2 separate regions of the Homo sapiens genome follow, and region 2 is linked to region 1. Evidence: chromatin contacts called from ENCODE Hi-C or POLR2A ChIA-PET data. All regions are on one chromosome and are shown on one strand. Each heading gives the region's core, a stretch centred on a gene start or an enhancer-like site at or near the end of the contact. The rest is flanking DNA. Distances are from core to core; before and after follow the strand shown.

What was found. Hi-C counts contacts between places; a loop is a spot of excess contacts on that map. ChIA-PET counts read pairs that join two places held with the same protein, here RNA polymerase II (POLR2A).
Region 2: a map with no recorded cell type shows a loop between it and region 1 (9-fold over the local background). The contact joins two enhancer-like sites. A Hi-C loop is called at or near these places in 1 of 37 single-sample maps with no recorded cell type. POLR2A ChIA-PET finds 5 or more read pairs at or near these places in 1 of 52 experiments (H1).

The regions. Positions count from the first base shown.
Region 1 is chr15:62,552,767-62,556,588 of GRCh38, reverse strand. All of the region lies in intron 1 of TLN2 (talin 2), which reads right to left. Among named protein-coding and RNA genes, the nearest start is that of MGC15885, 91 kb to the left of the region's middle. Within about 2 kb of position 2,129, at least 2 of the 41 ENCODE cell types and tissues checked have a DNase peak (open chromatin) inside an H3K27ac peak, as active enhancers do.
Region 2 is chr15:62,888,444-62,892,265 of GRCh38, reverse strand. No RefSeq gene overlaps it. Among named protein-coding and RNA genes, the nearest start is that of MIR190A, 66 kb to the right of the region's middle. Within about 2 kb of position 1,910, at least 6 of the 41 ENCODE cell types and tissues checked have a DNase peak (open chromatin) inside an H3K27ac peak, as active enhancers do.

The DNA.
Region 1 (3,822 bases), core at 880-3,379:
GGTGGCTCACACCTGTAATTCCAGCACCGTAGGAGGCTGCGGCAGGAGGATCTCTTGAGACCAGCCTGGACAACATGGCAAAACTCCATCTCTACAAAAAAAAAAGTACAAAAAATTAGCCAGATATGGTGGCGTGCACCTGTAGTCCCAGCTACCCAGGAAGCTGAGGTGCGAGGATCACCCAAGCCCAGAAGGTTGAGGCTGCGGTGAGCCCTGATCGTGCCACTGCACTCCAGCCTGGATGACAAAGTGAGACCCTGTAAAAGAAAAGAAAAAAAGAGAAGAGAAGAGAAAAAAAAGAAAATGGCATTTAAAAAAATTCTACTCATAATAGCAAATAGGAATAGAAAGAAGGGTAGGAGGGGAAAGGAAAAAAAAAACTCCTAAGAAATAAACCTACCCATATATATGCCAAACCAATCTTATTTTAAATTTTACTACATGACATTAAAAAAAACCAAAAAGATACAATAATGGAGAGAACTACCATTTCCCAGATGAGAAGACTCAATATTGTAAGACAACAATTCTTCCTCAGTTTGTAAAGTCAACTAAGTCAACGTTAAGTCAACGAGCATCTCAACTCAGAAAACTAATCTTAAAGTCCAACTGGAAGAGAAAAACCTTTAGGATGACCAAAAAAAAAAAAAAAAAGTTTAAAAAATAAGAATAATGAAAGGAAATATCCTCATAAAATCAAATATAGTACAAAGCTACAGTAACAAAAACAGAGTGACAGCATTATGAAAATAGACATATTCTATTATCACTAGAACAGGAGAGTATAGAAAGCAAATACATTGATATTTAGGATACAATAAAGATATTTAAAACTGGCACAAAAAGAGCAAACTGTTTGACACATTATACCGGGAAAAGTAAAAATCCACATACAAATTAAGTTGCAGCTCTACTGCTATCATACACAAGAACAAATCCTAGGTAGACTAGACAGATAAATATTTTTAAAACTACCAGAAAAAGAGACAAAGAATATCAAGTATATTTACAAAACTCAGAAGACATAAAGAAAAGTTCACAGGTGTGGCAAACGCCACAGTTAAAACCTATATTTCATAAACAAAGTTCAAAGACAGCAAGAAAGTGACATTATTTACAAAGGATCTTCTGAGGAGGGACACAATCTAATCTATTACTTTTACTCTGAAGCTTTCTACAATGTTTAAATCTTTCAGAGCAAGCAAGAATTCATTCATGCTATAAATAAAAATCTTCAGACAAAAAAAGGTTAATATAAAGGAACACTTCAACTGAGTCTTTTCATAAATATTCACAAATGAAAAATTAGTAACGTAAAAAAAAGTTTGCTTGCTATTTTTTAGGAATAAAATTAAGAAAGGAACATGGACAACTATCTGAAATATTTTTCCTTGAAACATTCTACTAAGGGCCTCTCCCATAGATGTTCTGCAGGAAAAGCTTCGCACTTCAAAGGGTGTGCCTGTAGGATTTAGATGACTATCTGAATACCTGCACTAGTAAACAAACAAAAATCACCCCAAGAGTAAACTAAGAATATCACAGGGAAGAAATCTCCTAATTCCTAACCAGTGAGAAGGGTGTTTTTTTTTTTCTTTCTAAATAGAATTTATAAACTTCAAAAATTCTGTGAATTTTTCACAGCAAAGCAAGTGTACACGAATTTTCTAAATCTACATCTCTGCCAGACCCTTAAGTTTTCTCCACACCTGCAAGGAGAACTCCTGGCATCTTGCTAGAGTGCTGAATTTGGGACAGAGGTGCAAAGTTATCACGTAAGTGGTACTCTCTCACTGGAAAATAGAATCCTATGGCTCTTAACAATGCTCGAGGCCTGTCTCCTTGTTAGGTGAAACTGAGGCCTGGGTACTGGGTGGCTTATCCCCTTAACTCAGTCAGTAGCATTATCCAGCTTTTTCCGTTTGTTCCAGAAAATAGTTCTTACTGGCCTTGGTAAAAGTGTATTTTTTATTTTTTTCTAAGCAGTAAACAGGTAATCCTAAACCTTTACAATTTCTCTGTCCCATCATCCTAGAAAGGATTTATCTGACTTATTTCAAAGTTCTACAATTCTCCTGAGTTTTTCTGTCAGTCAAAACTGTGAACATTTTAGTATCTCTTTCCCAGTAGCGTTTTCATTGTCTAAGTCATCTTAAGTTAAAACTACAGCTTTCTGGTATAAATAGGGCTTAAAACTCAACCAAAATTCTATATCTGGTATCAACAGCTGGTACAAGGTCTCACTTCCTCATACTAGATCAAGGAAATCTTTATCTACGGAAATTCTATTCATACTATTAAATAGTCCCTATATTCCCTGAAATACATGAATGAGCATCAACCAAGCTTTAATATCCTCTTTTCTCCTGCCACAGTGAGGGGGGCAGGGGTTAGAGAATCACTTTAACACTAAAGTGTTTTCCTCACATTGTACTCATTCCAGAAACAACTGTTGTAATAATTTAGATTAAGCATCTTGGTTGATCCTAGATAATGTTTACCCAACTGCATCTAGTCATTAACTACTTATCTACCTGAAAATTGAGTCCTTGAAATCCTCTGTCAAGTCTAGTGAAAGAAAATAATAAAACTGCAAGACTGAATCTGTGTTATGTTCTGTAGCTCTAGCTACTGGCAAAAAAAAAAAAAAAGATTAGATTAAAAGATATGCATCCCAAGCTAATTGCACAGCATAAAAAGTAAACCACAGCTATTAAACAGAAGCATCACTATATAATTTCTCTTGACAACTTAAGCATTTTAATAAGTATTTTATAAATAATAAGGAAGCATTTTTCCACCTAAATTATATGCAATAACAAAGCATAATGCTAAGGGCACATAATAGGCAAAAATTCAGTCCCTTCTATATTAAATTAGGGGTATTTAATATAGATGCATTTATTTAAAAAATTCATTTATTTTTATGTGCATTTTCTGAAAAGGCCTGAAAATTACATGTACCAAATTCTTAACACTCATGAGGAAAAGGTGGGAAAAAGTAAAAAAGGGGAAAGGATTTTAAGTTGTATTTTAAATATATCTGTGTAATTTGAATTTTCTCTAACATGAATCAATTTTGCCATTTTTTTTTTCTTTTTTTTGAGACGGAGTCTCGCTCTGTCGCCCACACTGGAGTGCAATGGCGTGATCTCGGCTCGCCGCAACCTCCGCCTCCTGGGTTCAAGTGATTCTCCTGCCTCAGCCTCCTGAGTAGCAGGGATTACAGGCACCCACCATCACGCCTAGCTAATTTTTAGTAGAGATGGTGTTTCACCAGGTTGGCCAGGCTGGTCTCGAACTCCTGACAGATGATCCATCTGCCTCGGCCTCCCAAAGTGCTGGGATTACAGGAGTGAGCCACTGTGCCCAGCCGCCATTATTCTTAAATAATATGAAAAATGCAAAATAATGCCAGCCAGCAAAGATATACTGAAGCTGGCACTGTAAATCAGTTCAACCTTTTTCATGATGTATGTAGGAGCTTTAAAGACACTGACATCCTTTGACTCAGCAATTATTTATTTTAAAAGTTTTTATAATGTGGATATATTATTTTTTAGAAAGAAAAGCAATCTTGTTTAATCACATATCACGTGAGATCCTTAAAATGCAGGCTTCTGACATACAGGCTAGAAAAATAAACACATAGTCAATTCTCATTATTTGCAGTAGTTATATTCTATGAAGTCTCTGTGAATACTGAATTAGCAAATACTGAACCTCTGCTCCTAGGGGAAATACAAGGTTATGTTCCTACAAGCCTCTGATCACAAAATTTTTGTTAGCCAATCAATACATAATATTGCTTTATGTGTGTTT
Region 2 (3,822 bases), core at 661-3,160, 340 kb before region 1:
AAAAGCCTAGTTTTTCAGGGTTGCCTTTTATCCAAGCATACGTGTTCATCTGCAAAAGGGAAGAGGGCATTGAGGGTCCCCTTCCCTGATGCTCCTGGTCAAGCAGACCCACCTATGGAGAAGGCAGCAGCTGACGCTGAAACTCGCTTTAGTTTGTACCACTTTAGATGGGTGTGTTCTAACTGTCCAGGAGGCTGAGCACACTGGGAAATGAGGTTGCTTAGAAGGGATGGCCTTGACTGATAGGTGAACACTTAACTGCCTGGCCTTCCCAATACAATTTCTTAAGGATGCTGGGCAGCTCTTGGGCACTAGTTCTTGGGAGGGCTTGGTTCTGTCATCAGAGGAAAGCCCAGCATCTATGCAGCCCCTTGTTCTCGTGATATATCTCCCTAACACCCCTTGGGGTAGGGAGGGAATGTTCTGTTACCCCCTTTAGACAAGTGAGGAGACTATACATTCCCAGATTAATGACAGGAGAGGAGATCATCCTTTGGCTGCTGATGAGGGAGGAAGACTTGTGGGAGAGGATGCTTGGTTCTCAGGGCCCTCACCTCCTCCTCCTATACCTTGTCTTTGAGCAAACATGCTTCCCTGTGGGATAAATAATCATAACCCATACCAACCCTCCTTGCTGCCGGATACCTGCCATACTCACTGCACCTTCTTGACCACTGTGCAACTAACATACACCCAGCACAGAACATCCATCCACACCCATGTATGTCTTGAATGTCTACTATGGACTTAGTACTGTGCTTGGTACTTGGGATGCAGTGATGAGTAAGGCAGACTGAGAGCATTGCTGAAAGCCAAGTTTGGGTCTGTCTGTTGTAGAAGGACACATTTCTGTGGAGAACAGGGCTGTGGTGGGCAGTGAGGAAAGTAATGACCTTCTGTCTGGCTTCCCTTCTAGAGAAGCAGCCGAGCTGATTTTCTCCGGCAGTGGCTTCAAAAGACGAAGCTCAGCATAGCAGAGAACTATTAAAACCACAAGTCTGAAAGGTGTATGATGCCACAGAGAACGTGTGCTTTCTCTCCTCATTCAGGAGGTCCCCAGGCATCGAGGCAGGCAGCGAGGGGGTGGTTCTTGCAGCGGTGAGACAGTCGCCATCTGCACAGGCTTCACCTGGGCCTGCAGAAGCAGTCTACCACCCCCCCATGCCTTCCAGCTGCAGACCCTCTGAACTGTACATAAAGCCAATTGTAACTGAAATGAGGGCATATAAGATATCCAAAGTTGTTGCCAATTAGGTTTTTTTTTTTTTTAAGTGCTACTTTGCACATTAGGTAATCATCACTTTCAGCCTCTCTGAGCAGAAAGCACCCAGAGCACATTCTCTTGGGTGCCTGGGCAGAAATGCAGAGGTCTCCATTTCAGGGTAATACAGAAACATTACCCTCCCTTGTTAATTTTGCTAATAAAAGTTGTACATAGCTAGATCTTAGGGTACATGAACGTAACCATGGTTTTCTTTTATGATTTCCACTTTAAAAATTACCTTATAGGCCAGGCGCAGTGGCTCATGCTTGTAATCCCCAGCCCTTTGGGAGGCTGAGGCGGGCAGATCACGAGGTCAAGAGATCCACACCATATTGGCCAACGTGGTGAAACCCCATCTCTACTAAAAATACAAAAATTAGCTGGGCATGGTGGCGCAAGCCTATAGTCCCAGCTACTCGGGAGGCTGAGGCAGGAGAATCTCTTGAACCCGGGAGGTGGAGGTTGCAGTGAGCTGAGATTGCACCACTGCACTCCAGCGTGGTGATAGAGTGAGACTCCGTCTTAAAAAAAAAAAAATTACCTTATAAACTCATCTGAATATCAAAACAAGCTCTTCCTGATGAATTGTTTTTCCTTTACCAGCTCCATCTCCAATTATGCTGCCCCACGTGGAGATTTGTACAGAGACTTGGCAAGGTGGTAAAATGACCTCATTGGTTTGTTTTGGGTAGAGGAAGTTTGTTTCAGTTGAGTTCAGAAGCTGATCATAAGGAAATCAGGCCCATTAGAAAACAACCCTGATAAGCAGGAGTGAACTAACGTGGTTAGAACTCCTTTGTATTAATGCTGAATTCACAAACTCCCCTGCCCTCAATGGTTCATGAAATTCTGAAACACACAAGTGGAAGACCTCAGAGTTACTGCAATCCCCCTGACTGGACCTCTACAAGCTGTAAAGAGTCCCTCCACAACATGTTCAGAAAACACAAGTGGGATGAAGTTCTGGGATATAAGAGTACAATAGCTTCAAGCTCTGTACCTCCTCCAAGCCTCTGCTCACACAGTTCCCATCTTCTAGGAAACACCCTTCCCCGCTTCCCACTTGGCCAACATGTAGCATTCTCAAGGGCCAGCTAATGTCCACAAAATTCATCTTGTGATCAGTGTTGGGAAAGACCTTAAATATCATCTGGTTCTAGGAGCTACTCCTTTCTAAAATTGAATTTCTTCTATAATTTCTAGGCAGAGTTGAAATACCATTGGTGACTGGGGGCTCAATCTCCTGAAGACAACCCATTTTATCTTCATATAGCTTTATTTTTATTAATGATAATTACTACTATTTGTTGCAATTCAACTTATAGTAGTTGACAAATGTTACATGAATGTAATTCTCACAACAACCTTACGAAGGAAGTATCTCTATTGTCTTCTCATCTCATTTTACAGAAGAGAAGATCAAGTCTGAGGGAGGCTCAAGGACCTGCCCACGGTCACAGAGCAGGAAGCGGCAGAGCCTGGAGGTCTAACTCCAAAGGCTGTGTGCCCTTTGCCGCTGCACTGCGACCTCCAGGTCTTCCTGGTGTGCAGAAATTCTTCACTGTCACAGGCGCACTCAAGATAGAGTTGTGCACAATTGTCAAATGACCTCTTAGAATTCTCAGTGCTTAGAGTCTGTCCTGCACACAACATAGCATGTAATGACCTAGACTTGCAATCTTTCATGGATCATTGTTTCAAGAATTTAGTTTCACTCTCCACCAAAACTGTAAGTTCCTGGAAGGTGGGACCATGCTCTATGCTCATTTTGTGTATTTAATTTTTGTGTGCTTAATTTTCAAGACTTTTTACATCCATTTCAGAACCTATTAGGTGGGTAATTGCGGTTTTTGCCATTTAAAATAACAGTGAAAACTGTAATTGTGTTTGCACCAACCTAATAGAATAGACAGCACTGAGCACATGCCAAGGGCTGATTGATTGAACAGTGCTGGGGAGAAGAGCAGACAAAGAGGCAGGAGCCCTGGATTCTCGTTCCAGCTCTGCCACTACCAGAACAGTCCTCTCCACTTGCCTCAGTTTCCCCATATGAACTGGATGATATGTGCCACAACCATCTTTTGATTGGTGCTCTCCCAGGCTACAGGGCTGGTGGCAAGGCCAGGAAGAACTAGCCCATTACTCAGACTGAATCATGCCCTCATGCACTCACCCAGGAAGCAGTGATGATACCCTAGAACACATAGCTGGAACAGGGAGCAGGACATCACCCACAGGACATAGACTAACTTCTGCTGGCACTCCTGGTCTATTCATCCCTTATGTTCTTAGGCCAGCAAAAAGCAGAAATCCTGCACAATTCACAGTCGTTCAGTCTCTCACTCCTTAGGAAGTTTCTCAATGTTTAGCGAAAGGTTTTTATACAACGTCAATGAGGCCGGGTGTGGTGGCTCACGCCTGTAATCCCAGCACTTTGGGAGGCCAAGGCGGGTGGATCATGAGATCGTGAGATCGAGACCATCCTGGCTAACATGGTGAAACCCCATCTCTACTAAAAATACAAAAAATTAGCTGGGCGTGGTGGTGGGCGCCTGTGG